Linked DNA regions of Mus musculus: region 2 is linked to region 1. A link is a loop called in an ENCODE intact Hi-C map of the cell type or tissue named here. Cell type or tissue: left cerebral cortex. All regions are shown on one strand. Each heading gives the region's core, and the rest is flanking DNA. Links, peaks and the distances in the headings are about the cores only. Region 1 overlaps Dusp16 (dual specificity phosphatase 16). Region 2 overlaps Borcs5 (BLOC-1 related complex subunit 5).

Region 1 (15,715 bases), core at 3,174-11,173:
AAGTTTTAGTTTCATTGTTACTATGGTTGTGTGTACATGATACATGTGTGTGGGCACACATGTGCCACCATACATGGAGGCCAGAGGACAACTCATTCAGCTCAGACAGCAGATACTTCTGTCTGCTCAGCCTTCTTTCCATTTCTCTCTCTTTTTTTTTTTTGTTTAAATAAATTGCTTTTTAAAATATGTGCGGGGCTGGAGAGATGGCTCATCAGTTAAGAGCTCTGACTGCTCTTCCAGAGGTTCTGAGTTCAATTCCCAGCAACCACATGGTGGCTCACAACCATCTGTAATGGGATCTGATGTCCTCTTCTAGAGTATCTGAAGATAGCTACAGTGTACTCTCACATACATTAAATAAATAAATATTTTAAAATATGTGCCAGATACTATTAACTGCCTGCATAAAATATGCTAGTATTCAATACGTTGAGGACTGTGAGAACAGGACCATGTTCTTATACTTTTTTAAAAGATAATTATCATTTGAAATTTTTTTTTAGATTTATTTTTATGCCTGTATTACCTGTGTATATGTTTGGTGCCTGAGGATGTCAGACAAGATCATCAAATACATAGATCTGGAGTTACAGACAGTTGTGAGTTGTAGTGTGGGTGCTGGGAGCCAAAACTCCAGCAAGTGCTCTTAACCACTGAACCACCTCTGCAGCCTCAGATCATTACTAGCAATAATAGGAGATAAATTCAAAATTAAGAAAACTGAAGCCACGGGGTTTTAGGATGTGTGCTGGAATCGGATGTGGAACTTTTCCAGCGACAGGCGGTGCTCTGCACGCTCTTCTCCCCAGCCTTCCAGTCCTGCTTCTCATCAGGATTTGGAGCAGCTCCCAGCTTCCAGCTAGGGGCTGGGGTCCACACACACACACACTCATGCATACACACCAAGAGGACCAAAGTTGGAGAAGAGCCAAATAACAGGGACAGTATAATGTTGGGACATAAAATCAGAATTGCTTTGAGCCTTTCAGCCAATGAAAAGAGAGACAGACTACTGAGTAGAAGGTAATAATGTGGGCAGTTGATGTCAGCATACTATGAGTATGTGTAGGCTGTGTGCTTTGTGTGTTAGCCTGCCCTGTGTGTCAGTGTGGATTGTGTTCACTCTTTCCTGTTTGGCTCCCTTGTCTAACAGAAATGCTGCTTGCTGATTACTCTTAAATTATTTAGTATGCAATGAGTAATAAACTACATTTACTAGAAGTCTGTATCACAGGCTGCGAGGTTGGAGCAGCTCTGTATTGTTCAGTATGCAGTGCAGGTTCCTTGTATTCTGATAATTTTTAAGAATGTTAACCTTGTCTGGTGGTAGTCCACACATTATTCCCAGCACTCGGGAGGCAGAGGCAGGTGAATGTCTTGAGTTTGAGGCCAGTTTGATCTACAGAGTGAATTCCAGGACAGCCAGGGCTACCCTGAGAAACCCTGTTTGGAAAAACAAAAGACAAAACCAAAATGATCTTAACCTGAGTTTTGACTATAACACAAATGAAAAGGATAGATTTGGCTCCATGACAACAACTTTAAGCTGGGCACATGTGTCGTAGTTGAGGGTAGAGTCTGTCGTGGACTTGCTTACAATGGTGTTGCTTGTAGGCTGTCTGGGCTGTCATCTGCTCCTCCATGTGCGCGCTGAAGCTCCTCAGCAGCAGAGAGGGCAGCGCCCCCTGGATCTCCCTGGCTTGCTCCTAATGGTGTCCACAAGTCTCAAACTCTTGCTTCCTATTAGAGAACTCTGCTCTAGCATGGACATGTTTTCGAGTTAAGCAAATAGCTGGGCAGACAGTCAGCCTTTAGGTGCTTCCTGTCCAAGCGTGAGGACCGGAGTTTGATTCCCAGAATTCATGTAAAAATGATGGGTTTGGTGGTGCTCGCTTGTAATCCAGTACTGGGGAGGCAGAGACAGGAGGCTGCCCCAGCCCACTACCTTAGTCTACTTGGTGAGCTCCAAGCTCGTGAGGCACTTTGTCATACCTGGGGAGTGACAACCGAGGTAGACCTCTGGCTTCCCTCTACTTGCATTCTTACACATGCATTACATGGCAAAAAAAAAAAAAAATTGAAATAAGAGCCCAGCAATCTGAGGTAGTAACCCATTCATTGCTTATTAATAATCCCTTTAAACCTTAATGGCTCATGATATGTTACTAGTGAGAGAACTACCCTTCCCCTTCCCCCTGTAAACAATAAAGGATAACTAGGAGGCTATGTAGGTAAGATCTGCTTTGAAGTTTCAGGTGAAGACACCGACAGTAACACTCAGAGTAATGGCCAGTGCAAGATTCCCTTGCTGAAAAAATCCCTAGTGACTTTTCTTAAATTTGCTCCCACAGAGAAAGCAAAAGCCTCCAATGGCTGTGTGCTTATCCACTGCTTAGCTGGGATCTCTCGCTCCGCCACTATTGCTATTGCCTACATCATGAAGAGGATGGACATGTCTCTAGATGAGGCTTACAGGTAAGGACAGGAGCACGGCTTATGGGACTTGCTTTCATTTTCCCTGAAACAGAAAGAGGTAGGAAGGTGGGTGACCAGACGAACGTAGACAAAGCTGATTTTGGTCACACACATCACAGGTTCCTGGTGACTCATGGCCTTGCAGAGACTGAGGAAGAGTTGGCTCTGCTTAGCTTTCATTCTTCTAACATGTGGAGTCCCTCCTCGGCTCTTTTTAGTAACAGACCAGGAAAGCTTATCCTTTCCCTCAATAGAGAAGCATGACCTTTTCTGATTGACAAGGCCACAGAGGCTGCTCTGCTGGACTGGACTGCAGAGATGGAAAAGCCAGGTACACTCGTGGATAAAATCTGAGGAAAACTGCCGTCCTGTCTAGTTGGCCAGATTTTACAGGTAGTAGTTTTGCCTAGGCTGCCCTCTCCTTCTATCTCAGGAAAGGACAAAAAGTGGCAGGATTGCTGAGGACTTGTGTCTTCTTTGGTGACAAATGAGACTGAGTTCTCTCTTATGCCTCTGTTGTATGCTCTGTTGACAAGAAGTGGTTGTGTCACATAAGAAAAAGAATAAGAATATAGATGCATGCACCATGTTAGCTTCTTTTGATATTTGAGTTTCTCAGAATGTAAATTCTGGAACAATGACACGAGCTGCTTAGGCAGTCTGTCTTCCTGGGTGCCGGGAGGGGTAGGTAGATCGGTCCTCTTTGTACAATGCTTCTCTCCAATTAGGCTATGTCCCTGTGTCCTTCTGCTTAGGTTGAAGTCAGGTGGGAAGGCTCACATTCTTATATCCCATTACAGTTTTACTGTGTGAGTTTTCAAGATGGATTTAGACACTCATTAGTCCAAGGTTTGAATCCCGCTTCATTGTTGAGTGAACTTAAGGACTTTGCGCCTGATATAGATGAAGCAGGTTAAGGACTGAGTAATTCAGTCCAGCAGCACAGTGCTTAGCATCCAGAGGTCACTTTGTAACGGATTTTTCTAACATTGTGAATATAAAAAGAAATCCAGAACTGGGTGCTCTGACACTGTGCCATCTGGTGCCATCCGTCTCCTTATGGGAAGTCTTGAGATGTGAGTGAGTATGGACGTTGGAGAGGGAATCCTGGGATGCTGAAGCTGATGAGGGGCTTAGCCTTGCTGTGCTGCTGGGTGTGGCAGGGAGCAGGGCATTTCCTGGGTTCAGCAGAATCCTCTTATCAACTGCACAGGAAGCCTTGGCTTCTTGGAAACAAGGAGCCTAGAGAATCCCCTCTAGCGGGCACCCACCATGCCACAGCACCCTGATAAGGTGTTCTCCACCTCAGTGCTGGAATTGTACGTGAGTTCTCTTCCAGCACCCTGAGAAGGTGGAGTAGTGTCCCGTCCCACGTTCTCTTACTAGCTTCAAGACAAAGTGCAGTTGTAAAACTCAGGGGTTTTGCTTTGTCCTCTCTATAGATTTGTGAAAGAAAAAAGACCTACTATATCTCCGAATTTTAATTTTATGGGCCAACTCATGGACTATGAGAAGACGATTAATAACCAGACTGGAATGTCAGGGCCAAAGAGCAAACTGAAGCTGCTGCACCTAGACAAACCCAGTGAGCCCGTGCCTGCAGCCTCAGAGGGCGGATGGAAGAGTGCACTGTCTCTCAGTCCACCCTGTGCCAACTCGACCTCGGAGGCATCAGGGCAAAGGCTTGTGCATCCTGCAAGTGTGCCCAGCTTACAGCCGTCACTCTTAGAGGACAGTCCGCTGGTACAGGCGCTCAGTGGGCTCCAGCTGTCCTCAGAGAAGCTGGAAGACAGCACTAAGCTCAAGCGTTCCTTCTCTCTCGATATCAAATCTGTTTCATATTCAGCCAGTATGGCCGCGTCCCTACACGGCTTCTCGTCAGAGGAGGCTTTAGACTACTACAAACCTTCTGCCACACTGGATGGGACCAACAAGCTCTGCCAGTTCTCCCCCGTTCAGGAGGTATCAGAACAGAGTCCAGAGACCAGCCCGGATAAGGAGGAGGCCCACATCCCCAAGCAGCCCCAACCTCCCAGGCCTTCTGAGAGCCAGGTCACACGCTTGCACTCAGTGAGAACCGGCAGTAGTGGGTCCACCCAGAGGCCCTTCTTCTCGCCACTGCATCGGAGCGGGAGTGTAGAGGACAATTACCATACCAACTTCCTTTTTGGCCTTTCCACCAGCCAGCAACACCTCACCAAGTCTGCAGGGCTTGGCCTCAAGGGCTGGCACTCAGATATTCTGGCTCCCCAGTCCTCTGCCCCCTCCCTGACCAGCAGTTGGTATTTTGCTACGGAGCCTTCACACTTGTACTCTGCTTCAGCCATCTATGGAGGCAACAGCAGTTACTCTGCCTACAGCTGTGGCCAGCTGCCCACTTGCAGTGACCAAATCTATTCTGTTCGTAGGCGGCAGAAGCCTACTGACAGAGCTGACTCGAGGCGGAGCTGGCATGAAGAGAGCCCCTTTGAAAAGCAGTTTAAACGCAGAAGCTGCCAAATGGAATTTGGAGAGAGCATTATGTCGGAGAACAGGTCCAGGGAGGAGCTGGGCAAGGTGGGCAGCCAGTCCAGCTTCTCCGGCAGCATGGAGATCATCGAGGTCTCTTGAGAAGACCTCGTCGCTTCTGTTGACAGTTTTGTTTCCTGTTCACAAAAAATAGTCCCTGTAAATCTGAAATATGTATATGTACATACATATATATTTTTGGAATATAGAGCTACGGTATAAAAGCAACAGATGGATCAACACAGTTGTTCTCTCAGCACCTGCACTGAGAATAGCTAACTCTCAGAAAAGATTGGAAGGGTAGATGTTAGAATTCTCCCAGCCAGGAGAAGAGATTTGGTTCAGTGAATTGCACATCTTCTTGTTCCTACAAAAGCAAGGGTTTTGTTTGTTTGTATGTTGTTTGTTTTTAATGTTAGAGGGCAAAATCCCTCCCATTTTCACGTGCAACAGAGGTCTCAGAACTCATCTCTGTCCAGGCCCTTCCCTAGTGCACCTTAGCGCTAAGACTGAGCCAGCTGTGGGTCAGGTGGGAAGACCCTCCCTCTAATGGTAACTCCAAGGGAAATGATCCTGTCTTAAGCTGCGTAATAAACCCAAACTTGATTGACAGCTGAAGGATACGGACATCATTCTGCTGGATGAACTATTTAGGAGCCTTGCCTAGATCTACTTATAACCAATCCAGTACCTCAGACAAGACATTTGGGGCCATCACCACTACCATGTCTAGTAGACCATTTTCTAGGCATTGTGAATAAGTAGGTAACTTGTCACTTTCCAGACTATGCACAAAATCCCAGTGGGCCTGTTGCCCATGTAACCCTCCTGTCAGCTTGAATGAAGAGGGGAAACCAACTAGAGTTTAGCTTCGCCAGAGATTGGGCAGTCAGATAGCTTAGAGACTTAAGCCAGGGATGGAACACTGAACAGTCTCCCTCCCTCCCTCCCTCCCTGTAACATAAGAATTCTCTTTAGTGGGATTGTTACTTCTTCACTTGGCCACAGACCTGGTTTAGAGATAAGCATGAATCACTGGGCTTGGTAGCAGACCGACAGAACCTCAGGTTCTCACTTCTGTTTCGTGTCCTGGAATAAAACTATGGCAAGACTTGGGAAGGTAAAACCTGAAGCAGGAAATGGATTTCCTTGGCTTTTTTTCTCTATGGTATGCAACGAGGGTAATATTTCTAGAATCTTCTTAAACTTCCAAACTTAACCATGGGCTTTGGTAAGCAAGAACTAGTCAGAATAAAACATACTAGAAAGGTTAAGAGGGCGTTGTTGAATTTTGTTTAGTTTTGAATACAGGAAAGCTCTTTTCCAAAGCTATCCCAGCATGCTTTCCAGGGAAGGGGCATATCAGAGGGAAGGACCACAGTGGTGTCTTGGTCCCTGACATACAATCACTGTGTAGACTCAATCCTGGCAGCTGAGGATAGGAGATAAGAACAAGAAGTGTGTACACGATAGTCCATATCTGCCCTTAAACTTCCTGGCTTGAGTTGTATCCTCTAGAGTACGGTCCTCCTTACGGCCTTAATTCACTCACGTCAGCAGGGTGTGGGTGTGGGGTAGATGTTGTCATTGTTCTTTACTGTAAGTGTAGCTAGGGGCTGACTCATATCTCAGGTTTTTCTGTTAGTGAAATGGATGGTCCTTTGGCTAGGATGTGACTTACTGTTTCCTATACTGATTGCTGAAACCAGCATAGAGTGACGGTGGTTGGAAGCTGACAGGCTTGATTGTGAGGAGGATTAGGGGCCTCGTGAACAGACTGGGTCTGTACAGATAAGCTGTGTGTGGGCATAAGGTGAAGGTAGAGCAGATACTGCACAGGGAGCACGTTGCCACTCTTGGAGATTCTGTTCAGCAATCTTCTTAGATATATATCAAAATGTCTAAAGTTCTCAAAGCTTCACAGTAAATTTTGATACATTGTGTACACACACTTAAGTATGTAACAATCCACCTTCTTAAAATCTGGTCACACCGGTAAGATGTAATTTATTTAAGAATGAAAACAACGGCTCCAACATGAAGTATGTTCCAGAAGACTGGGGACTTGGCTTCAGTAGCTTCGGGCAGTGCGTTACCTAATGCCAGATGTCCTGTAGAGAAGTGCTCTCTGGACTGTGTGGCTGACAGTCATACACTACAGCTGTCAGTCCTTCGTCACTAATGTCGTATCAGTTCTTGGAATCACGACTACCATGCTGAAAGGGCTGCCTCTGAGGCACATTGTGGGTGGTGGTGGTTAGGTCTCCTCACGTAAGCACAGGGAAGTCTGTGAAGTCTACTGGGATGGTACAAAATGGACTCTGTGAGAAATGCTGGAAACCGTTCAGGCCGTTTATAAAGTTAGAGTGGAAAGACTATATAAATGTTTAATATGAATATCGTGTCCTTGAGTAAAAGGCAAGCTGTTGAATGGTTCACTTGTGCATCTCTCATTCTCAAGTGTCACGTATGTTAATATGATGAAATAAAATCAGAACTGGTACCTATTTGTACGTAAGTGTGAGACGTGGCTTCTCCTTGCAGATCCCACCCTCGGTGGGAACCACACTGTCACAGGACCACAAGTGACAGTTTTAACCATTTGGAGTGGAGGTGGCAGCTGATCCATCCATGTGTCATTCACATGGAGCAGAGACAGATGCCAGTCTGTGTTCCCTATGCCAAGCACACACTGAGGAAGCATTCCTACCTTCCTGACTTCAGGACACACAAAGACAGCTGCCTGCCTGTGCACCTACCACAAACAATTCCATAGTCCTTAAGGGAAAACAGGAGGGTGGCCTTTAAACAGGTTCTCAGAAGCTGAAATGAGGCTCAGGTGGTACAGTGCTTACCTCATATTCATGAGGCACTGAATTTGATCCCTAGCACTGTATAAACCAGACATGGTGAATGGTGGGAATCCCAGCACTCGGGGTATAAAGGTAGAGACTGCAGGAGTTTATGGTTATCTGTGGCTACACAGTGGGTAAGGAGGCCTGACTACTTAATGAGACCCCATTTCAATGGAAAGAAACTGTTCCCCATGTTATATATACCTTAGTGACATTTGATCATATGAGAAACTTAGCCTCACCAATTTAACCAGATGTACACACTAAAGAGGTCAAATAACGCAGTTGTCACTACAAGGCTGACAGAATGGCTCTAAAGGAAACCATGGCCCTGTGAGATAGCTCAGTGGGTAAAGGTGTGTGCCATACAAACCTGGCAGCCTGTTTTCAAGATCACTAGAACCCATGTCAAGATGGAAGAAAATAACCAATTCCACAACACTGTGTGAAACACACTCACACACACACACACACACACACACACACACACACACACACACACACACACGAGGGGGGGGGAGGGGAGGAGAGGCAGAAAGACTCCACTGAGACTGCTGCTGGGAATGTCGCTCAGTGGCAGAGTGCTTACCTGGCATGCAAGGCCCTGGGTGGGATTCCCTAGCACTTGAACCAGACACCACAAAATGAGACCATTCCTCTGCTCCAGCCTAAGGTGTTCCTGACACTCATTTCATCAAAGATTTACTCTGCACACAGTGTGGCTAGGTATCTAGATTCACAGTATATTTTATATTCCAAATTAACTGCTAAAAGAAGGCAAGTATATGTGCATATACATGAATATATATATAATTACTAATGATACAACTTTGAGGGAAACAAAGATATGTCTTGGGCTTTCTGTTCCTGTGATAAAACACCATGACCAAAAGCAAGCTGAAGAGGAAAGGAATTTTTTGCCTTACACTCAGTCTACCACTGAGGGTAGGAACTCAAAACAAGGCAGAGCCCTGAAGGCAGGAGCTGATGCAGGGGCCATAAGGGAGTGCTGCTTACTGGCTCGTTCTCTTATTGAACACAGGACCCAGGGTTGGTACTGCCCACAGTGAGTGAGCTGAGCCCTCCCCACATCAATCATCAGTCCAGAAAATGTACTTGTCTACAGGTTAATGGAGTGGAAGCATTTTCTCAATTGAAGTTCCCTCTTTGAAAAGGACTGTGCCAAATTGACATAAAAGTAGCCAGCAAACAATGAAATCTAAAACAGTGCCCTAAGTTAGTATAATAGCTTTGTGTGTATGTGTGTTGTTTTGTTATTGTTTTTGTTTTGAATATCAGGTTCCACTGTAGTCTAGATTATCCTTGAACTCAGTGCTTAGCCCAAGATGTCCTTGAATTTACAATGATCTTCCTGCTTCAGTCTTCTAATCACTGGGACTAGAAATGTACACCACCAGACTTCATTATCACTTGCTTTAACACCCACCACCCAACATGTATAAAAACCATAAAAAAACCCACATGCATATAAAACAAGAACGAAGGCCAGCTGCAACTGCCCTTCACTGTAGTAAGAGTGCTCTGTTTGTCCCTAAATACAGATAAGCACGTCTCAGGGAAGCAAGACAGCTTCTTAGAGGCACAGTGGGGCTCTGGTTTACAAAGCAAGGCGAGGAGGGAGGGAGGGACACCCTGGGAGCTTCCTGGCTAGGAAGGAGTACAGATGCCCTCCACATGCTGGGTGTGGTGGCATCTGTCTGCTACCATAGCACTTGGAGAAAGAGACTAGAACATCAGAAAGCCAAGATCAAACTCAGCTCAATATTGAGTTCATGAAACCTTATCTCAAGAACAAAAACAAATGACTAGAGGTAGAGCGCAGGCGTGACAGTAGATGGAAACGGGAGATTACTCTCTTCAAGGGCATTCCTGACTTACTCCCACCAGGCCCCATCTCTTAGGCTCCACCTCTTTCCAACAGTACCATTGTCTGGGGACTGGGCCTTTCATATTTATGGGCCTGTGAGGGGACATTAGCTTCAAACTAGTCCTGAGGTCCAGGGAAATAAAAAGCATTTACCAAAACTCAAGGAGAGAAACTTCCTTCCAGGACTCTCTGACAACTCCAGGCTGTTTCTTCATTCCATAACAACCTGTGCTGGCCAGATATGCCATAGAATACTGAGAGGCAGCATAACGGTGTTCTGATGTGTCACTCGGCTCTCGGAGCACTTTGGGAAAGGACTCCGGAAGCCCTCAGCTTCTCACAGCGGAGCCTTCATCCACGTGCCATGAGTGCTCAGAGAAGCAGCTGACACTAACTCCCAGGCTGCAGAACCCCAGCAGTTGTGGACAGGGTGGGACAGGGCCTGGCCCGTGCCTCCTTTCAGCCCCTTCTTCCAAGTCTCACAGGAATGTGTCTGATGCCCAGCCCCACTCCAGAGGAGACCAGGAGACCACCTCACCCACAGCACAGCAACGAGTTAAACTAGGACGACCATCAGAATAAGCTCTGGCCTGCCTAATTTCTTAGAAAAGAGAACTGTCTACTCCACCTTTCTTCCCTGAAACAACCCTCGTGCTAGGAAGTAAGGAGATGGCCGGAGAGGCCAGCCTCAGGCTGCGGTTGACATTCGCCAAGCCAAGGAGAGCTGGAGGTGGCACCTGATTCCTGTTCACACAACTCTGCAGACAACTGGCCCTTCTTTCTTTGAAGGTTTATGAACAGGTCTCTCTGCACAGAGCTGGGTTCCTAATATCCCAGAAACTCAAGGAAAGACAATGGTGGTGGTGGCTTTTAAAATGCCTCCTGCCAGTCTAGGTGAAAAAAATGAGCGCCCACTGCCTTACTGTTCAACTTTCTGCCCATTTCAAACTCGGAAGAAAAAAAAAAGGGAAAACTATTTCTGAATGTAAATGGGCTTCATCTAGCCACACCACATAACAAAATACTGTGTGGAAATAATACTAAGCAGTATGAGAAATCAAAAATAGTACAAACACTGAGGGAAGAAAGAGCAACGAGTCAGAGCTCAGTCTGGAACTAAAATCTTAATTATCTGACAACTGAGCACACACGAGACACTGAAAAACCACCTGGGGGTGACACCCAATGCAGGTGCCCCTTCCTTCACCCTGCCGTGCTCGACAACGGCCTTGGGGTATCTAATAAGTTTCTGAGCTACAGGACATCTGTTGTAAACTGTACCTCCCAGGAAGTTGCTCTAGCAATGGCTAAACTACAGTCAATGTAAGACCAACAGAGGTGAGATGATGGCCACTCCCAGCTGCAGTGCCCCAGAGCTCTCAGCGCACCTTACCGCCTTCCTCCCTCGCCAGGAAGGAAAGCAGCCCCCAAGAAGGGAGGCACAGCACGGCCAAGAGCCTGCCCAGAAAGTGGCGGCCCAGCCTGGGCACTTCAACGTTAATATACTCAGTCACTGGGAACACCCTAGACACAGTAGGGACGGTAAAGTGGTGCCTCTCACCTCAGCAGTGAGGGACCAGAGGCGGGAAATAGCCACAAGGTCAGCTTAGCCAAGGAGTGAGGTCCAGGCCAGCTAGAAGCACATGGATCCTGTTTTAACCCCAACCCCATAAAGAGAAATGCTTAGACATTACTATTTTTCCTTATGTCTATTTAACCTTTTTCTTCCCTGTACTTCAAATATTCATGCCACTCAGCTACCTAACCCTAATCTGAGTTCTAAGAACATTATAAGTTAATATCTGATGAAGAACCAGTACTTTTAGGGCCTGGTAGGATTGTTCAATGGGTAAAGGTGCTTGTCAGGCATGCCTAGGTCGATCCCCAGAATCCATACAAAGCTGGAAAGAGAACCAACCCCACAGAGTTATCTTCTGACCTCCAAGCATGCACTCACTGTGACAATCCTGCTCACACAGAACACACCATATACACCGTCACAATTAAGAAAGAAAATTAAAAACTAAAAAATGAGATTAGAATCAGATCAAGTTTAGCTGCTACACAATAAATTAATCAGATTCATTTTAATCTTATAAAAACACCGAGGCTCTTCTAACACCTGACAGAATCTCTCTGGATTCTGGAGGAACACAGGGACGAAGGGGAGGCTGTAGACTCCCAGCCCTGACAGCCCCTCAGACCCAGCTCTTATCTTCGGGCCCGTCCCCTGCACTTATTGCGTCTCTTCCTTCCACAGCAGTCCTGTGACGGGCAGCTCTTTCCCCAGCTTCACGCCCTACAGTCGGCAGGGCGGGCAGAGGCTCCGTCGCCTCTTTAGTGTTCCTGGCACATCAGTGGAGGGCCAAGGGTCTCGCATGAGAGAGGGTGGGAGCAAGTGTCAGTGCAAACCTTGTTATGGAAGCCAAGGTCTGCCAGGCTGGCAGAAGCCTGAGCTCTGAATGGAAAAGCGGTTCTAATGGGAAACACCTTCATGAGTGCATGACGGCAGTCTTCAGTTTCCAGTGACCCACAAAAGGGGCGTGGTACCGGAAAAACAAAAAGATGGTGTTCTGGCAGGGCAGGAAGACAGTGCCAGATACCTCCTTGATGTGATGGGGGCCAATGCATAGCAACAGTAGCTGGAGCCAGTCAGCACTTATGTTTACAGCCACAGATCAGAGAGCCTGCGTCAAGTCTCACGAGGCGCCAAAGTGAACAGGTCCTTAGCATTTTCTCCACAGTTTCACTGCAGTAGCTAGACTACTTACACTTTTAATTCAAACAATCGGAGCAAAATAAAAATAACTCTTGATGCAAAGTTCTTTACAGGATTTCTGGAAATTCAACTGTCCCAACTTCGGTTCTCAAGAACTACCACACTGGGAAGTCCATGTGGGTCAGACACATCTAGGCAAACGTCAGGGCCCAGGGGAAGGCTGGAGGAGCTGTGTGCGCAGGCAGGCGCCTGCTAGTGCCGCTCCCGCTCAGGCTTCATGCTGAAGGGCTCCAGGCGCTCAGCCTCTGGCAGCATGCTGTTCAGCCGCTCCATCAGTGGCACCGTCTGGTCTATGCCCATCTGGATGCGGCGCAGGATGGCCGACATCTCATTCACCTTCTGGATCTGCTCTGCATACTTGGCGTATCTTTTCTGGCGCTCCTGCATGAAGCAAAAGAGGGTTTCCACGGACAGATCCATCTGCAGGAAGTGAACAGACAAAACATTACAGTCGGCTTACCCTGTTGTCCCGGGCAGTGGGTCTCAACCCAGCTCTTCACAGGGGTCGTTTTTCAGATTTCCTGATTCTCAGACATTTACATGGGGATTCATAACAGAAGCAAAGTTACTGTTATGAAGCAGCAATGAAATAGTCTTATGGCTGGGGTCACCAGAGCATGAGGAACTGTGTTGGGAGGGCTAGGTGTGCTGCTGGAGGCAGAGGAACCTGACTGTGTGAGAGGCAGTGGCCGTCCCGAGGACGACTGCAGCCTATTCTGGACTGCTTGGGAGTGTGTGCTACCCATCCCATTCCCTGCTGAGACTCTCTCTGTGGAAGAGTTCCCTGTCTCTTACACTGCACTTATGTTTGGCTCTGTTGAAGTGAACAGACCCTTGCCACCATGTCACCACCAGTCCCAGAATATGCTGTCCAGGCTGCAGCCTAGAAGGAACAGGCACTGTCCCCCAACCCAAGTGTGCAGCGGGCTTTACCATACAGCTGTGCGTGCTTGCACTTCACACACCATGACGAAATTACACACACAGTTCTTAGACTGTCTCTGTCATCAAAGGACTCACAGCTATAACCAGAGTTGTAGGAATGACAGAATTACACACAGATAGCTAACCCAGTGACTTGGTAATGCTGTGATCAGTCGGGGGACTACAGGGAAGGCACAGCGCCTATGGCAGACCAACATGCCAACTGCACCTCCAGCCCACGAGGGAGCCTTACAACATGATGTTAAACTCTGTACACTGCCCCGAAGGCCCTTTTCTCTCCCGGGCACATCTGTCACAGGTAAAGAGGGCACTTCCTGTGTTTTGCATGCCTGTGCCCCTCTGCAAGGACCCCACATCTACGCATGTATCCTTCCCTTCCCATATACTTATACTTTTGGTTTTGTTTTGTTTTTTTTTTTCCCTTTGGTTTTTCGAGACAGAGTTTCTCTGTGTAGCCCTGGCTGTCCTGGCACTCACTCTGTAGACCAGGCTGGCCTCGAACTCAGAGATCCACCTGCCTCTGCCTCCCTAGTGCTGGGATTAAAGGCGTGCACCACCAAGCCCGGCATACTTACACTTTTGAGACTCTCATTCCACTCTAAGCTTCTAAACATTACTCCAGCTGTCGTGTGGTCTCCCGTTTCCCTCCTCCCCAGCCTCTCCCTTCCTATCTGTGCCTTTCCCGCTGCATGCTGGAGCCCAGGATGTCTTACCATGTAGAGCCTCTGAAGAAAATTCTGACAAAAATGAGAGCAAGGCCAATCCTACTTTTACACGGGGTGGGGTGGGGTGGAAGGGGGGCAGGACAGACACACAGACAGACAGCATTAGTACTTCAGCTGATCTTTAAAGCTTTGAGATAGAGAGGACTGGGTGGCAGGGCCAGAACAAAACTACAGTCCACCCAAAAGGGGATTCAGTATGGAAGTGGTGCATCTTCAGAGGAGCTGCCTACGCACTGCTCAGCCCTGAGGAAGCAGCGTGCCGGCAGCTAAGTGCCACTGCTGGCCACTGTCAGGGCCTGCCAACATGGCCCATTGAGTCCCTTGGGAGGGAAGATAGAGCCAGCACAGCTCACCCAGCTGCTCAGACTCTGCTGTCTTCTCCAGTCATCACGTTATCTACCTTGCTGGGAGGTCCCCTGCTCTCCATCCTTGAATCACACAGTGACAGACACATGAGCCAGACATTGGAGTTTACCTAACTGACCTCAGAGGCTCCTGTGGGCCATGGCGAAAGGGCCTGGCAATCAACTCATCAGCCCTGACACGCAGCTCAGTGCTTTTACAACCATCTTGTAAAGTGTTTGTTCCGATGCACACACTTCATGGCCCCATGTCCAGCTGGGCATGCGGATACTGCCCAGTGGAGTGACTCTTAGGACATGCCCTGTGCCATGCTGGCTCCCACGGACAGAGACACTCAAACCCAGACTCCTTCTACCCACAGCACTCACTGCGCACAGTAGCATGACGCTCCACTGGCTGCTAACGAGACCACTCACTGCACACAGTAGATGACGCTCCACTGGCTACTAGTGAGGCTGCACTGTTCCAGGAAACACAGGCAGACCCAGAAAGAGAAAAGTTGGAGTAACTAGGTTACGGGAACTTCCACAAGAAGCCCCAACTATTTAAACAAACAATTTGATTTTCCAATAAACAGTGAACTACTGTCTATTCTCTACAACTTGCGTTTGAAACCCCTTGCCCTGCTGTGTTCTAGTGCATTATGGTGGCCGTCAGTCATGAAAGGCCCCTCAGTTGGAACTTTTCTCAGTCGCCAACTGCTAGTGTGACGCTCATGGACTGCTTTGTCTCCTCAGGTCTCCTCCGCTCTGCTGCAGCGCAGGGAGAACTACAGGTAAGGTAAACTAGAGGCCCGGGTGACTTTGTGGGCCAGAGCAGTGCCTGCCTGAGAGGGCAGCAGTCTCTCAGTGTACAGGAGTCTCTGCAGTGCCAGGCTTTCTGCAACATCAGCACAGTAAAAAGGCGATGCTGCTGCCCTCAGGAGCTCAGGGTTCAGTCAGACCTCGTCAGACCTCGTCCTCCACTCCACACACTGCCTCTGGTAGCAGGATGTTTCAAAGGACCACCATACACACACCATGGTGCCCCACACGTAGATAGAAAATAGAAAAGAAAAAGGCAAGCCACATACAAAAAATATCCACAACACATACATTTAATAGACTTGTATCCAGAAAACCAATTAGTATTGGCAAGTAATGTTAAAAAAAAAAAGGGGGTAGGAGGGCTGGTG
Region 2 (15,715 bases), core at 2,538-10,537, 50 kb after region 1:
GTTCTACGCTTCACAGCACAGGAGATCTCTAGATTTTGTTCCCACCTCTCACTGTCTCTGTCTCTCATCTTTGCATACCAATCTCAGGCACTTTCTCATGCCTGCCTCTTCCCCAGGCCTCCATCTCTTGTTTCCTCCAACCCCTTGTCTCCACCGTGAGCTGCTTACCTCCTGCCTCTCAGGATGTAGAGGAAGCACCACAAGACTAGACAGCTGGTACCGTTTGGGAACCAATGGCCCACTTAAGAAGCCTTGTGCCTCTTCCTCTATTTCCTGACAATGTCTCCCTCCAACCCCCACCCCCTGCATCTATTTTTCCAAAGTATTTTATCCAGTTTTCAGAAATAAAATCCATTCCAAATGAAAGCTATGCTACACTGCAAGTACACAGTTCACTAAGATGTCCCATGATCTTTAAATAAATGATTAAAAACAAACAAACAAACAAAACTGGACTGTTTGGTGAGATAGGCTGTTTCAGCCTCTCCTAGCCCTAGAGAAAATTCTAAAAAATTATGGCCTCTCTTAACTGTCACAAAACTGAGGTCACTACTGGAATTTAGTGAGTAGAAAAGTTCAACACTCCAAACAGCACAGTGCACACACAACGAAGAGTAGTACACCCAAGACACCAGTGGTGTCTGCAACCCCTCCTCCTCTAAGCCTGGACCTTAGAGAGCTTCACTTAGATATTCACTTAGCTAGCTTCAGGTGATTCCAACCTGAATTTGGCCAATCTTGACACTGCCGAGTTTTTAGAAATATGGACAATTAGTTACCTAAACCTGGCCACCCAGGTTCCAACAAATTCCAATTTCCAACAAATTTGCCTAGGATTGGGGGGAGCAGGGGCAGGGGCAGGGGCAGGGGCAGGGGCAGGGGCAGGGGCAGGGGCAGAGGCAGAGGCAGTGGCCTTTTCTCCAAGGTTGACTGCTAAAACGACTATTCTGAGTTCCACGGCCCCGTGTCTTATGCACTTCTTCACTCATCATGATTGTAGGACTATTTTGAGACAAAGAAGCAACAGGGGCCATTCCTCCTTGACACTAAATCAACATAATTCCACAGCCCTCTTCAGGGATCAGCACACAGTGGCCCTCTGAGCCTGGAGAGGAGCCAGGAAACATCCCTGCTCCCAGCTCCTGTAAGGCGGACTCCTCCTGATAAGAAAAGCACAGCTTTTATACATAGCAATGCTACTCACAACAAGTGAGCCATTCTTACATTCCTTCTCCAGTTCATTTCCCCTACAATTCTTTTCCCCTTGTCTTCACTCTCTCCTCCCCATCCTGCTGTACTCTTTGTATGACAAAAAAGAAAAAAAGGAAAAAAAAAAGTTGCTTCTGGCCAACTGTGACATCAACTCATTCTTATTCAGTGATGTCCAGCAGGAACTTCGCTCTCCCAAAACGTTTGCTCAGTTCTGAAGCAACAAAGATGACTAACTTCCTTCTGTTTGCCTTCCCTATGTTCTTGATCTATTTGCAGATCTTCTGAAACATTTCTCTGACACAAGGCCCTATACGTGTGCACAAAGAACTTTCCAGGCAGTCTCAGCAAGCTAAAACATTGCCCCTAAGTTACTAGAAAGGGTAACATAACAAGATGACTTGATCATTTTTTTTAAAGATTTATTTTTTATTATATGTAATTACACTGTAGTTGTCTTCAGACACACCGGAAGAGGGCGTCAGATCTCATTACAGATGGTTGTAAGCCACCATGTGGTTGCTGGGATTTGAACTCAGGACCTCGGGAATAGCAGTCAGTGCTCTTAATCACTGAGCCACCTCGCCAGCCCGACTTGATCATGTTTACACCCCACAAAAGATATTTCTGTTTCATCATTGTAAGAAAGAGCTAATAGATGATCCAAAAAGATAAAAGAAAAATAAAAAAGTAAGCCCCAGACTATTCTAGATCATTTGTTACTTATGGGAGGGAAAAAAGAAAAGGTAAGAATAGCAACCATGTATTATAACTACTTTCTGCTATATACTTCAGCAAGGCACCGTTTAAATGCTTTTGAAGGCCAACATTTTACTCTACACATTAAGTAATATAAAGTTTAAAGAGCTGACTAGGGACTGTGGTTCTGGTGTCTAAGTGGCCAGCCGTGATGGGAGCAGCAGACTGTGTCAGGCTCAGCTCCTCCTTTGCTAGGTCTCCGAGGCCCCACGCCCTGACTTGACCGCAGGGCTGGGAAGGCACCATTCACAGTCTAAGCATCATCTACGCTTTGCCTGACACTGTCGTATTCTGGGATGCGCACAAGGAACCCAACCATGGAACTGTGACAGGGCACGGCACTAACATTTCCTTCTGGGGCTCTCAGGGGCATGTTGTAGGAATGAATTCACTCAGATCCAAATCCTACCTAGCAGTGATTGGAGAGGTGCCATTCTGAGCTCAGTAATCTTCAAGCAGATAGCTAGCTCACTGTTTGTGAGTTCCAACATTTCTCATAAATATAAATTGAAGTAAACTAAAGAAGGAACAAGAATTTAAAAAAAAATCTATCTTCCTCTGTAACTGTGACGATTTAACAAAATTCCAGGATGTGGTGCAGCTTAGAGATACAGCACTTGACTAGCATGCAAGAGATCCTGGGTTCCATCCCTGACAATGAAACACACACACATACACACACACACACACACGTTTGTAGAGAAAAAGAAAATCATAGGTTGCTGCAATGCTGCGGCTGCTGAGTTTGTTTAAAGTTAACCTGAAAAAGACAAAGGAAGCAGCTCTGAAGGTTATAATTACAGAAAATTACTCAGGTGACTTCATCCCACCCACAGGCTCCTCCGAGGAGTACTTTATAAGCTAGTGTTCTGGAAGGGTACAGCTGCTAAGCATGGGTTTCATATGCTCCATTTAAAACATTATTTTATCAACACAATTGTTAATGGCTTCTAAATGAGAGTAGAAATTTCCAACAAGAGTGCCATAAATTCCTATTAGTATTCACTCTGGGTCTAGAGAACAGAACCCCAGATGGATCGCTCCTTGGCACAAACAGTAAAATAATAGTATAACGATTTCATAACCCCTACTCCTTTCCAAGAGCACTGCATACATCATTACTTGTGTGCTAAGTACACCAGCACAGAGTGTGTGCCATGACTGGAAGACTACCACCAGTGCAAAATTGACTCAGAAAACCATTAAATCTGAAAGATATCTGCTGCCCTCCCTTTCCAAAAATACTCCCACGTCATTGAAAGTTCACTCATGACCAGAGAAACACTCCCAGGGGCTAGGCCATGCCATTCAGCCTCCATCACTGATATGACTCCTAGCTGTGGTTCAGAGGAGCCAGTTTAAGAAATTAATCTGCTTTCAGTTCGGCCATTATCCTGCCTCCCCAGTCAGGCATACTGCCCTCTGCTTTCAGTTCTCACCCTCCTCTCTTCTTTGAGACAACTCAGATTTGCTCTTCTACCGGCCCTAACTCAGCCATGACTTTGATCAGTGTATCATTAGAAAACTACAGTGACTACCTAACTGGGTTGTCCATCTCAGACCACTGCCCCAGTAATTACCCAAAAATACAGACTTTTTTAAAGACTTATTTTTATCTATGTGTACATCTGTGTGAGACTACATGCAAATGCTAGTGAAGGGTAGAAATACATTGGATCCCTTGAAGTTGGAGTTACAGGCAGTTATAAGCTGCCTGATGTGGGTACTAGGGTCAGATCTCTGGTCCTCATGATAAAACAGTAAGTCCTCTTAACCTCCGGGATATCTCTCCAGCACCCCCTCTCTGCCTGCCCCCCCAATCCCACAGCTTTCAAAGTGCCAATGTCATGTTTCCTGTTGCAACAATAAAACCATAATAGCAGTTGTAATTTAAAGGCAATTGCCTTCAAATTCCTGTCTTTATCCTGAGGAGCCTCCAGCAGTCATTGGAGCCAAATACCGTGCCTATGAATACCATTTTTCTAAACTTGAGACCCATAAAAACCCACACTGAATTGTCATTGACATTTGTACCATATCCATGGACAACTGTTTATTTTTAATTTAAATGTATAACTTGATATACTGCTGTTAAATGTTACTGTGGCTTTAGCCCATCTTTCGAGTCTACTGAGACCATTTTTGACCCTTATTCCTGGCATCCATCCATCCATGTAGATAATTTATCCAGTATCACCTGATTGGGGTATGGGATCAGATCTCTGGTCCTCATGATAGAACAGTAGGTCCTCTTAACCTCTGAGCCATCTTTCCAGCAACCCCTGCCCCCCGCACCCCCGCAAAATCCCACAGCTTTAAAGGTATCCTCTTTCCTGTTGCAACAAACAAAACCATAATAGCAGGCACCCACATCCAGTATAAAAATGTGATTTATATGTGGAAACAAATCCTCAGTGAGTGAATAGTACGTCCAGGGTTCTTTAGGTAGTAGTAAGTCAACTGGCATGGGAGAGAACAAGGCAGAAGTCAAGGTCAGACCCCTGTACATCTGATTTTTACAGGCTTACTTTGGAATTTGTTAGCTTGCAAAGGACACAAGTAATTAGAGACACTGTCTTGGAAAGGGAGCAGGCTCAGAAGGCAGGAAGAGTTGAAGCTGATGCGTGGAAGCTGTGGCGAGGTCCTCTTGGATCATCCCCCTTCTTTAGCATCCTCTTTTCCTTGTGGAAGCTTCTGGCACCTCCCATACCCCACAGTTTATTAAAGACCACAGTTGAATAATTCTACTCCCGAGTCCTTCCAGTGCCCTGAAGAGGAGGGGTGAGTAGGGGTGGGGAACCCGGGAGGAGGAACACCATGGGAACAAAAGCAGAGACCTTTCACCAGCTTGCTATATTTCTTCCAAAAGTCTGGGGGTTTAGCGACTCGTGTCCTATCATTTTCAGTGAATGATCTTTCTCTGTGGCAGAAAATATGGATGCGAAGGAGGTGTTACAGAGCTAGGCCCTGACTGGGCCTTACCACTGCCTTTGCTCTGGCCGCACAGTCTCCTTTCCTAATCATCCTCACACCCACCGCCTCAGCAGTGTCTCCTCACCCATTCACTCACTCACTCACTCACTCACCCACTCACCCACTCACTCACACTACAGCTTTCACCCACCGCCTCAGCAGTGTCTCCTCACCCATTCACTCACTCACTCACTCACTCACTCACTCACTCACTCACTCACTCACACTACGGCTTTCACCCACCGCCTCAGCAGTGTCTCCTCACCCACCCACTCACTCACTCACTCACTCACTCACCCACTCACTCACACTACGGCTTTCACCCACCGCCTCAGCAGTGTCTCCTCACTCACTCACTCACTCACTCACTCACTCACTCACTCACTCACACTACGGCTTTCTACTTGCCCATGGTACACTCTCTTCCCTGTACACTTAGGACAGACTTTAGCATGCTCCTTGCACAGTCACATCAGCCACGTCATATATCCTCCCCTTTTCTCTTCTGTGATTTATTTAACTGTGTCATTAGCAATCTTGGGAAGGTAAGAAGGGTGATGAAGGATGTGAGCTAAGAAAAGCTTCTATTCTCGCAGGCTGAGGCATTAAAGGTCAGGTCTAGTGCTGGGAGTAGCAGCACACCTCTTTGATTCGAGACAGAGGCAGGTGGACAGCCTGGTCTACATAGTGAGTTTCAGGGCTTTAGTAAGACCCTGTCTCAAAAAAAGACAAAAACTTCTAGTGCAGTACAGGAGTAAAGGCTTGCAAGACATAAAGGCAGGAGGTGGCTGCTAGTTTGCTCTGGAGCTCAAGATAGTTAAAAGCAATGGGGCCGGGGCCGGGGGGGGGGGGAGATGAAATGATCACTAGACATTTTCAGATCTGTGCCCAAATACAGCAGCAACCACACACTCTAAGGGTTACACACACTGCTAGAACTAGGGTTGATGAAGATTTCAGCAAAACATACAGAACTGCAGAGCAGACATGGTGCTACATGCCTTTAACCTCAGTATTTGAGAGGTTGAGGCAAGATCACTGCAAGGTCAAAGCACGTGGGCTACACAGTGAGTTCGAATCCAGCCTGGATTACATAGAAAGACTCTTTCAGAAACATCAGCAGCCAATCAAGTAGCAAAACACCAACAAAACCAAATAATTAGAGGTGTGAAGCCAAGTGTATGTGCTTAGCATATAGAAAGCCCTGGAAGGGGTTCACCTGCACCAAAGGAAAAAACTCTATAAATGCACATTAGAATATATTTATTTGTGAGGGTCAGGGAAATGGCTGGGTGGGTAAAGTACTTTCTGCATATATATGAGGACCATAACCCACATTAAAAAACAACCAAAAAAAGGTTGGCTACAGCAGCACAAGCTTGTAAGCCAGCACAGTGTGTGGACGCAGGAAGCTCTGGGAGTTTGCTATCCTACCGGGCTAGCGAAAACGTCAAGTGTAGTTCAGTAAGAGGCTTTATCTCAAATAAAATAAATAAGGTGACAGGCTGGGAGACGGCTAGTGGGTTAGAACACTTCCTGTACAAGCATGAGAACCCTGAGTTTGGAACGCATGTTAAAAAATAAAACAAGGGCTGGCGAGATGGCTCAACGGGTAAGAGTGCTGACTGCTCTCCCGAAGGTCCTGAGTTCAAATCCCAGCAACCACATGGTGGTTCACAACCACCCATAAAGAGATCTGACGCCCTCTTCTGGTGCAGATGAAGTCAGCTACAGTGTACTTATGTATATTAATAAATAAATCTTAAAAAAATAAATAAAACAACAAAACAGAGCAAGAGCTGGGCATGAGCATGGCTGTGCCTATGCCCCAGCAGTGTGGGGGATGGAGACAGGGGAATCACTATGACTTGCTGGTGCCAATCTAGCTCCAGGTTCAGTGAGAGACCATGTCTAATCTAGCTCCAGGTTCAGTGAGAGACCATGTCTTAGGTAATAATGAAGACAGCAGTAGACCAGGATACCTACCAGACGTCCTCCCCTGGCTTCTATACATACCTGCACACACACACACACACACACACACACACACACACACACACACACACACACACATACACACACACACCAAATAAATAAATAAATAAGAATGAAAAATAAGGTGGAACAGTGACTGAGGAAAGACCCTAAAGTGAACCTCTATTTTCCACACAAAGTTGCCTGGTTAAGCACACCCACATACACATATACACCCATATATGTACATATACACATACCATACATGTATGTCTGTCTATAAGTGTTCATGTATAAATATACATGTCTGAGAGAGTACTTTGGCCAGAGATAGATATCTTTCTATATGCTTTTTAACTGAATTCACAGAATTTGCCTCAACAACCTATACTTTATCCCTAAACTGAAATGACTGAGGCTCAGGTGTGTGTTACCAAAATCAAAATAGGGATGAACACAGGCCAAAATAAATAAACCTCAGGAATATAGTGCCTTGCCAGAACTGATGGCAAGCTGGGAGAGGACTGACTTTTACCCACTGCTAACCGAAGAGTTACGCTCCTATCTAGAAACTCTTTGTCCTGTTTCCATATAACGCCCTTACTGTGTGGCGCTGCCTGAGACTGTGTTTCAGTCTTTCCTAGATGCTGCCGGGAAGCACTGCAGGGTAATAACAGCTATCTGGCCAGTGCTGATATTAGCCCTCCCTGCTGGTACTCAGAGCAGTCTCAAATGGCTCTTCCCTGTTCTTGTGTGTATCCTCCTCATGCGTGTGGTCACTTTCATTAATTATTAACCCTTTGTCCTGCTTTCCCTTACTGTAGAATTATGAGGTACCGTCTGACCAGGTGGGTTTACTGATAGGCTTATCTATCACTGGTCAATGATCACATCCAAAACCAACAGTGGGTGTCATTATTAGATTTACTTTACTTTGTTTACAGATACACTGCTTTTGTGCTGGATATTAACTATCCACAGCCAACCATTCCTCTTTGTTGATGTCACACAGTCTAAGTAACTGGCAGCCTTGACACTATTATTTTTCTTATTTGAGGGTTAGGCCAGGTCTTAAAATAAAAGTTTTACTGTTTTCAATTGTGTGTTTTTTATCTCCTGGTTATTGTCATTGTGTTTAACTGGTATGGTACACAGTAGCTTAAAGTCTCAGGAAAAAAAATCCCTGTATTTTAATTAAGCACTGTACTAGTAATAAATATATAAAATAGTAAGGAATAGGCTATCATAATAAACTCTGCATTGATGGTATGCAGATAAGCACAGTGCTGATAATAAAATACTAATGAGTCTCTTGGGAGCCAGGGAGAGAGCGCAGATGTAAAGCACTTGCTTGTCTTGCACAAACCGGGTTCAATCTCCAACACTGCAGAAAACAAATAATCATGATCTTAAGTTTTCATGAGGTATGACGGCATATAATCCCAGGCATATAATCCCAGGCATATAATCCCAGGAGCTGAAGGCCAGTCTCAGCTATTTAGTGAGTTTGAGGCTAGCCTAGACTATGTAAGACTGTTCTCAAAAGGAAAGAAAACCAGAACAAGGGGCTGAAGATATACTTCATTGATAGAATGCTTGCCTCATATACAAGGACCTGGGTTAGAGCCCCAGAAACCTGTAAGTGGGGCATCATGGCCCATGCCTAAGTTCCAGCATGGAGGTAAAGACAAGAGGGTAGGGCATTGGAAGTCATCCTGAGCTACACAGTGCACATGAAGCCTTTTAGACTGTCTCAAAACCAAACAAAAACTGTCAATAAATAAGCAGCATTATCTGTCACTTGTTGCACATAACATTAGCAATATCCTCTTAAAATCCTAAGGTAAACCTAGGTAATTTCAAAACTTACCAGACAGAAAGAGTTCTTGCTCTGTCAAGAATAGTATTATGTGATCTCCTATAGCCTTTACATTTGGATTCTGCCCTGTTAAGCATTTTAAGGTCATCTGAAATTTTCCACTTAGGATGCTAGTTGTAAAAATTATAGAAATAGAAAAAGCAAAAAGCTTCAACAATACAGAAACATAACTTCACAATGGGGTCAAACAATATTTATCTTATACTAGCAATCTGAAAACTATCTGGAAAACCAGATGGTGGGGAGGTGTGGCTTAAAGTCAAAGCATGTGAAAATACTTTAGGGTTTTACAGGACTCAAGGGAATGTGCTACTGAGAAACTTTAACTTGAGCTATACTGAAAGGAATATAGCATGCATATAAAAAAGGTCCAGCCTGTGGAAAGACACAGAGGACCCAGATTGCACTTGGAGTAGGTGCTCAGTTGCATAGGTCAAACTCTAGACAGACCAACATGGAATGCATGTAGGTTTGCAATCAGAGGCCTGAGTGACACAAAAATCATGTCACTCAAGGAACCACCTCAGCCCAGAAAACAACTACTCTATAATTTTTTACCTTATGAGAATAAAAGGCATTTCTATTTTGGAAGTCTTAATAATGCTTGCAGAATATTATGAACCTGAATGTTCAGATAGTCCTTGTTCAATGTACACTGGTTCATTAAATTTGTGTTTGAGTTTTTTGTTTCTTTGTGTTTGTTTTTGTTTTGAGACACAGTTTCTTTGTATAGTTCTGTCTGTCTTAGAACTCACTCTATCGCCCAGGCAGGCCTCAGACTCAGAGATCTGCCTGCCTCTTCCTCCCAATTACTGAAACTAAAGTCATGTGCTTCCATAGCCAGCTTCATTTAATATTTTTAAAAGCCATCTTGACATACATTGTAACTTCCATAAAACTGCTATTACAGTGTCTTTGTTTATAACTGTCAAATATTTGAAACATTCCAAATTTTCTCCAACTAAAAAATATTCAAACTATGATACATACATAAAATCAAACACCAGGAATGAAAGGGAGCAAGCTCTTGATAGTATGAATAACTCTTGATTGCATTACTCTAAGTGGAAAAAGAAACAGACTCTAAAGGATGCGTGCCGCATGGTTCTATACAGCACTGGGAAAGGTAAACTCCAGGATCAGGGAGCAGAGCAATGGCGGTGGGCACACAGGTAAGGGATGAAACTGACCACAAAGGTGCACAGCACAAGTTCTGAGGAATGGAGGGATTACTATATACTGTGGTTATGAGGATGCTAACACAATGGTATGGATCCATCAACATTCTCAGAACTACATAATAAGACAGGTGCACTGTGTGGTGTTTAAACTATATCTTACTTTAAAAAGAATTAAAGGAAAATTTGTTGAAGTAAGACAAAGAATAGAGATACAGAAAGAACAAAAACAAGAACCATTTTTTAAAACTGAGGATGATTCAGCAATTACGAGCACTGACTGTTCTTCAAGGCCCTGAGTTCAATTCCCAGCATCCACATGGTGGTTCACAACCATCTGTAATGAGATCCGATGCCTTCTTCTACTGTGTCTCAAGATAGCTGCAATGTACTCATATAAATAAAATAAAATAAGATAAAATAAAATAAAATAAAATCCTAAGGAGAGGGCTGGAGAGATGGCTTAGCAGTTAAGAGCACTGTCTGCTTAAAAGACCCAAATTCTGTTCCCAGCCCCACATGTTAACTCACAACCATTTGTAAGGCCACTTCTAGGGTGTGATGGTTTCATAGGAATGGCCTACTAGACTCATGTGTTTCAATGCTTCATCATTGAGAATAGTACTATTTGGAGGTGTGGCCTTGTTGGAGAAAGAGTGTCACTATGGGGGTGAGCTTTGAGGTCTCCTATGCTCAAGCTATAACCAGTGTTGCCACACAGTCTCCTAGTGTCTACAGATCAAGATGTAGAACTCTCAGCTCCTTCTCCAGCACCATATCTCCTTGGATGCTACCATGCTTCCTACCATGATGATAATGGACTAAACCTCTGAACCTGTAAGCCAACTCCAGTTAAATGTTTTCTTTTATAAGCATTGCCTTGGTCATGATGTCTCTTCACAGCAACGAAACCCTAACTAAAACATTGGAAATATGATGGCCTCTTCTAGATTCTTTGGGCACTGTGTGCTTGTGATGCACACACATGCATGTACATAAAGTAAAAGTAAATATTTCCTTCATAGAGTATAGTTATGAACAAACTAGAGAGAAATAAAGACTTTTTCAGAAAAATAAACAAGGGCAAGAGTCTTATTACTAGCAGACCTACACTGCAAGAAATGCTAAGGGAAGTCCTCTAGGGAGGAGCAGGATGGCAAACAGAAACCTGGACCTACCTAAGGAAAGGGGAGTCTCTGGGAATGGCTAATCACCAACTCACTGAGCGTTTGAAGTGGGAGTCAACAAAGCATGGTCCAAAGGCCGAATCTTACTCCTTTGGGCTGTTATAAGTCAGGTTACATAGGAATACAGTCACGCTCATTCTTTCATCCATCACCTGTGGTTGCTCTTATAACAAGGGCCAGAGAACCTGCAAAGCCTAAACTACCACCACGCCTTTAAAGAAAATGTTTGCCAACACCCGACCTAAAGCAAAAGGCAGGAACAGTCAGATAGAGTGCATTTACAGCACACAGGAAGACTGTGTGACAGCAAGCACAAAAGATACAAAGAACCTGGCGTGTGCTCTCGGGAGATCCAGGGGCCAGAAGTGGGAGCAGCATGCCCTACAAGGCTATCTCAAATAAGGAGGAGGAGATGTGTACTGAGAGCCTCGGATAACCATGGCTTAAATCTTAATGTAAAAGTTTAAAGGCCCCAGTAAAGATTAAAAACAAGACAATAAAAAGGCATAACCCTGAAGCACCCAGAAAAGGGGAAATGAAAAAAGAAAATCAAAATTTATTCAACCAAACTGAAATTAAACAGTGATAAAGATAGTATTTGAAGAGAGAAATTTGGAAGTGGGGTGAGACAAGGTCTTACTCTGTAGTGCAGGCTGGCCTTGAACCTGTGATCCTCTGAGCAGGGATGAGGTTCATTCGAGACAGTGTTGTCTAGCATGCATGAAGGCCTGAGACTGAGTCCTAGCACCACACAGAATGAGGTATGATGGTGCGTGTCTGAAATCCCAGCACTTTGGAGGTGGATGGCTACACAGTGAGTTCAAGGTAAGCCTGGGCTACATAAGAGCCTGTCTCAAGAAAACAAAAACAAAATAACTTTAGATGTTAAACACAAGAAATAGTTCAGTATTGGGAGCTGGAGAGATGGCTCAGTGGTTAAGAGCACTGACTGCTCTTCTGAAGGTCCTGAGTTCAATTCCCAGCAACCACATGGAAAGAGACAAGGTGTGGGGGTTCATAGGGATGAGAGGGGGATGAGAGGGTACAGAGAGGAATTAAGAGAATACATCATATACATGTATGAAACTTATCAAAGAACTGACAATAAACAAAATAAATGGCTCCATCTACACCCAGTAACCAGAAACTCAGGTTCAATGTTACCCAGACTCAAGGCAGGACCAAGGATAACCTGCAAAATGAAGATCATTTCACTTAGGTCTTCTCACCTCTTGATTTCTACTTAGATCATTGCATCCAACCTATTTTCCTCCCATCCTGCTGACAGGGTCTCCCAGTTTGGGCTGGCTCTCCTGAATCCACGCAATTGTGGTTTCCAGCTCATCCACTAGTTTCTTTCTAGTGCTAAGTAGGATTTTTATTCCATTTCCTGGACATGTGGTATTTTACTTATCCACTCACCAGCAGACAGATATTTAAAATGCCTCCAATAAACACAATTATTTCTTTGAGCACAGTGATAAACTGAAAAGAGTTTCCTACATACACAATGTAAGGTCACGCTAGAGTTTCCTCTGGTCAGACGTTTTTTCCTTTCCTGTCTTGCTAAACACTAAAGGAGGCAATTACAGATGACTGTCATGTCACAGAACATGTATGCTTTCCAGCTAACTTGCATTTGAAATGAGCTGTGACCTGGTTCTAAACGGAGATCCAGATGCTCGGGAGCCCATGTTCCTAACACTGGGCACAGGGTACAGACACTTCCGCAGCCAGCTGTTTTATTCTAGTGACATCTAGTGGCAAAAGTGTTGTCACTTTTAGATGGCTCAGAGGGTTAGGATACCGGCCTCCAAACCTGAAGACTTGAGACTGATCCCAAAGACCCAAAGTCCAATAGCAAGTTTCCAAAATCACACGCCTTTAAAAAACAAACAAGCAAAAAGGAAAAAAAACAAAAACAAAAACCGTCTGGGGCTGAGGAACGAAAGCAGCTCTGTGCTACAGCACTTGCTGAGTAAGCCTGAGGAACCCCTAGCTCCACAAAGCAATCATCACTAAAATCATTACTGAATAATCTAAATTTTGTGACAATAAGTAGAATTCAAATTTACCATCTTCAAATTAGTTTATCCAATACATGGCCCATGCACCCATTCAAGGTCACTTAAAATGCTAGTGTAACACACTCCTTATATCCCAGTCCCTGAAAGTGACTCTGAAGCCAGGGCCTGACCACCAGCAGTTTTTAAGTTTCACCTGGTAACCTGTTAAACATTTTGGAAATAATTTCAGATTGCACCAGACAGTGATCACACATGTCTTTATTTCCAGCACTTGAGAAGCAGAGGAGGCAGATCTCTGAGTTTAAGGCCAGCCTGGTCTACACAGCAAGTTCTGAGACAGCTAGGACTACACAGAGAAACCCTGTCTTGAACCCCCTCCTACCCAAAGACGTTATATATTGAGCATCCTTTCTTCAAAAACCTGAAATGCTCTAAAATGTGAAACTTTTTGAACTCGGTGTCAGTGCTCAGAAGTTTCAGATTTCAAAACACCTAAAGCCTATGAAAATACCCCAAACCTAAAACATTAATATCCCAAGGCATTTAGAATAAGGCGTGCTCAGTCCACACTCGCAAGATGACCAGAGGTTCTTCCACACTCTTCTCATTCTCGGCAACCTTTACGTCTCAGAATAGCTTGTCTTCCCTTAGGTTCCCCACATCTGTGAGCCCTTACCATGTGCTGCCATGACAGGCCCTCCCACCCCCTTGTTTTTTACACCAGGGACTCTTCGTGGGCCATAACCGTGGTTCTGCTTTTGTATCTCTAGCCTAAAGATAGCTGTGAACAAAAAGAATAAATACATTTGTCTAGATGGATGAATAAATATTTTAGACAGCAGAGTTCTAAATCTAGGATGTGACTGACTCCCTTCTGTTCAGGAGTTAAGAACTTTATCCACAATCAACTCTGCATTCTGTAAGACTGTTACCAATCAAGCTGTCCAATCATCAGTTAAAATCTGAGACGTGGAAAGGACTTTTTTTTTTTTCAATTCTGGAAATATTTATAAAGCCTCACCTTTCCTAAATTGACATTTCACTTCTAGTTGCTAGTATGCTTAAAAGTAGAAGTATAGAGCCGGGCGTGGTGGCGCACGCCTTTAATCCCAGCACTTGGGAGGCAGAGGCAGGCGGATTTCTGAGTTCGAGGCCAGCCTGGTCTACAAAGTGAGTTCCAGGACAGCCAGGGCTACACAGAGAAACCCTGTCTCGAAAAACCAAAAAAAAAAAAAAAAAAAAAAAAAAAGTAGAAGTATAAAGAGGGTTTTTGAAAAGTAAAAAAACTTAAAAGGACTGACTGAATTTTATACAGTCTACCCTTATGTATTCAGGCTGTCACAAACTACTAACAAAGACGAGCTTCAGAGAAAATAAATACATCTCTTATTGTCATACCTCAGCAATATTTTAACTAGCTCAGATAGGAATATTGTTTACAGTGACATGGCTCCACATACTTAGGTTTAAATTCAGAATATAGCACAAATTACAAATGTAAATAAAAATAATGAATACTCAGTACACATGCTGGCAATTACTCTAACGTTGGTTTGTTTGAGGGAGGTTTTCACTATGAGCCCGAGGAGACCTCAAACTTGCTATGCAACCCAGGCCGATCTCCAAATTACAGCCGTGCTTTGCCTCTGCCTCCAAGTGCTAGGATTACAGGGCTGATGCACCATACCCAAGCTGAGCTAACCAGGAGAGTAACTGAAATCAAAACCTGAGTATACTACTGAGGTAGAGGGATGGTTCGATTCTCACCTGTTTTTCTATCATGGTCCAGGCGATATGGGGAGAACTTACCTCAGTCACGGACAGAAAAAGCCTAAGCTGAAAGCAGACTTTTACCTCCTGACCTATGGCTGTCTAGATGACAGCAGATCCCAAATATAACTTTAGCAAAGAGCTAGTTTGGCTTTATATAGCTTCTTTTTGTTTATATCAAAGATTATAAAACTTGGAACCCCCCCCATCTTTATATAGTAGTTTCTCACTCATCCCTTGGAGTCCAGCTCAAATGTTTTTCCTCTGTGAAGCCTACTCAGCAGAATATTCTACAGGCTATGTTAATAATCCCCTTCCAAACCAGGAAGGGGGAGAACATTTGGACTGTAAATAAATAGCCGATAAAACCATCCCCCTTCCATGCATGCCTATTCTTTTTACTAGCAGTTTTACTAGCAGTGTACTAGCAGTTTTACTCACACTATATTACCGTGAGTTATTCAGTTTGCCCACAAATCTACCAAAGTTCCTGAAGGTTAGCGGCCACGTTGTACATTTGCGTTTGTCCTGTCTGAACACTCTCAGACACTTAGCAATGTGTTGCAAGAAGAGGAAAAAAAATTTTTAAATGGATTAAAATTTTCTTTTTTCTACTTTTATAGAAATTCCTAGTTTCTAAAAAGAATGAACTATTCTGCCTTCCAGCCATACACAAATAGGAAGCAGATAAAGTGTATGGCGACTCTTCAGATGCTCTGCACAGGAAGTGCCATTCTGTCCCCAAGAGAAGCAAAACAA

The links. Hi-C counts contacts between places; a loop is a spot of excess contacts. Peaks named below come from ENCODE experiments on the same cell type or tissue, not always from the same donor. Only the 100,000 strongest peaks of a DNase experiment are listed, where the experiment ranks them.
Region 2: it touches region 1 in a loop (2.1-fold over the local background); 6 of 42 quality-filtered maps call a loop at or near these places.

Annotation. Positions count from the first base shown.
Region 1 is chr6:134,707,257-134,722,971 of GRCm38, reverse strand. It overlaps Dusp16 (dual specificity phosphatase 16), which reads left to right. Exons shown (of 7, transcript NM_130447.3): 6 at 2,355-2,478; 7 at 3,921-7,504. The coding sequence ends at 5,088. Borcs5 (BLOC-1 related complex subunit 5) reads right to left here. Exons shown (of 4, transcript NM_026371.3): 4 at 11,788-12,928. The coding sequence ends at 12,701. Among named protein-coding and RNA genes, the nearest start is that of Gm36328, 39 kb to the left of the region's middle. In left cerebral cortex, for the core only: no CTCF peak of the experiment used is centred there; DNase peaks (open chromatin) are centred at 4,881, 5,214 and 6,581; H3K27ac peaks cover 589 bases.
Region 2 is chr6:134,656,735-134,672,449 of GRCm38, reverse strand. All of the region lies in intron 2 of Borcs5 (BLOC-1 related complex subunit 5), which reads right to left. Among named protein-coding and RNA genes, the nearest start is that of Borcs5, 24 kb to the right of the region's middle. In left cerebral cortex, for the core only: a CTCF peak has its summit at 6,689 (motif pointing left); no DNase peak of the experiment used is centred there.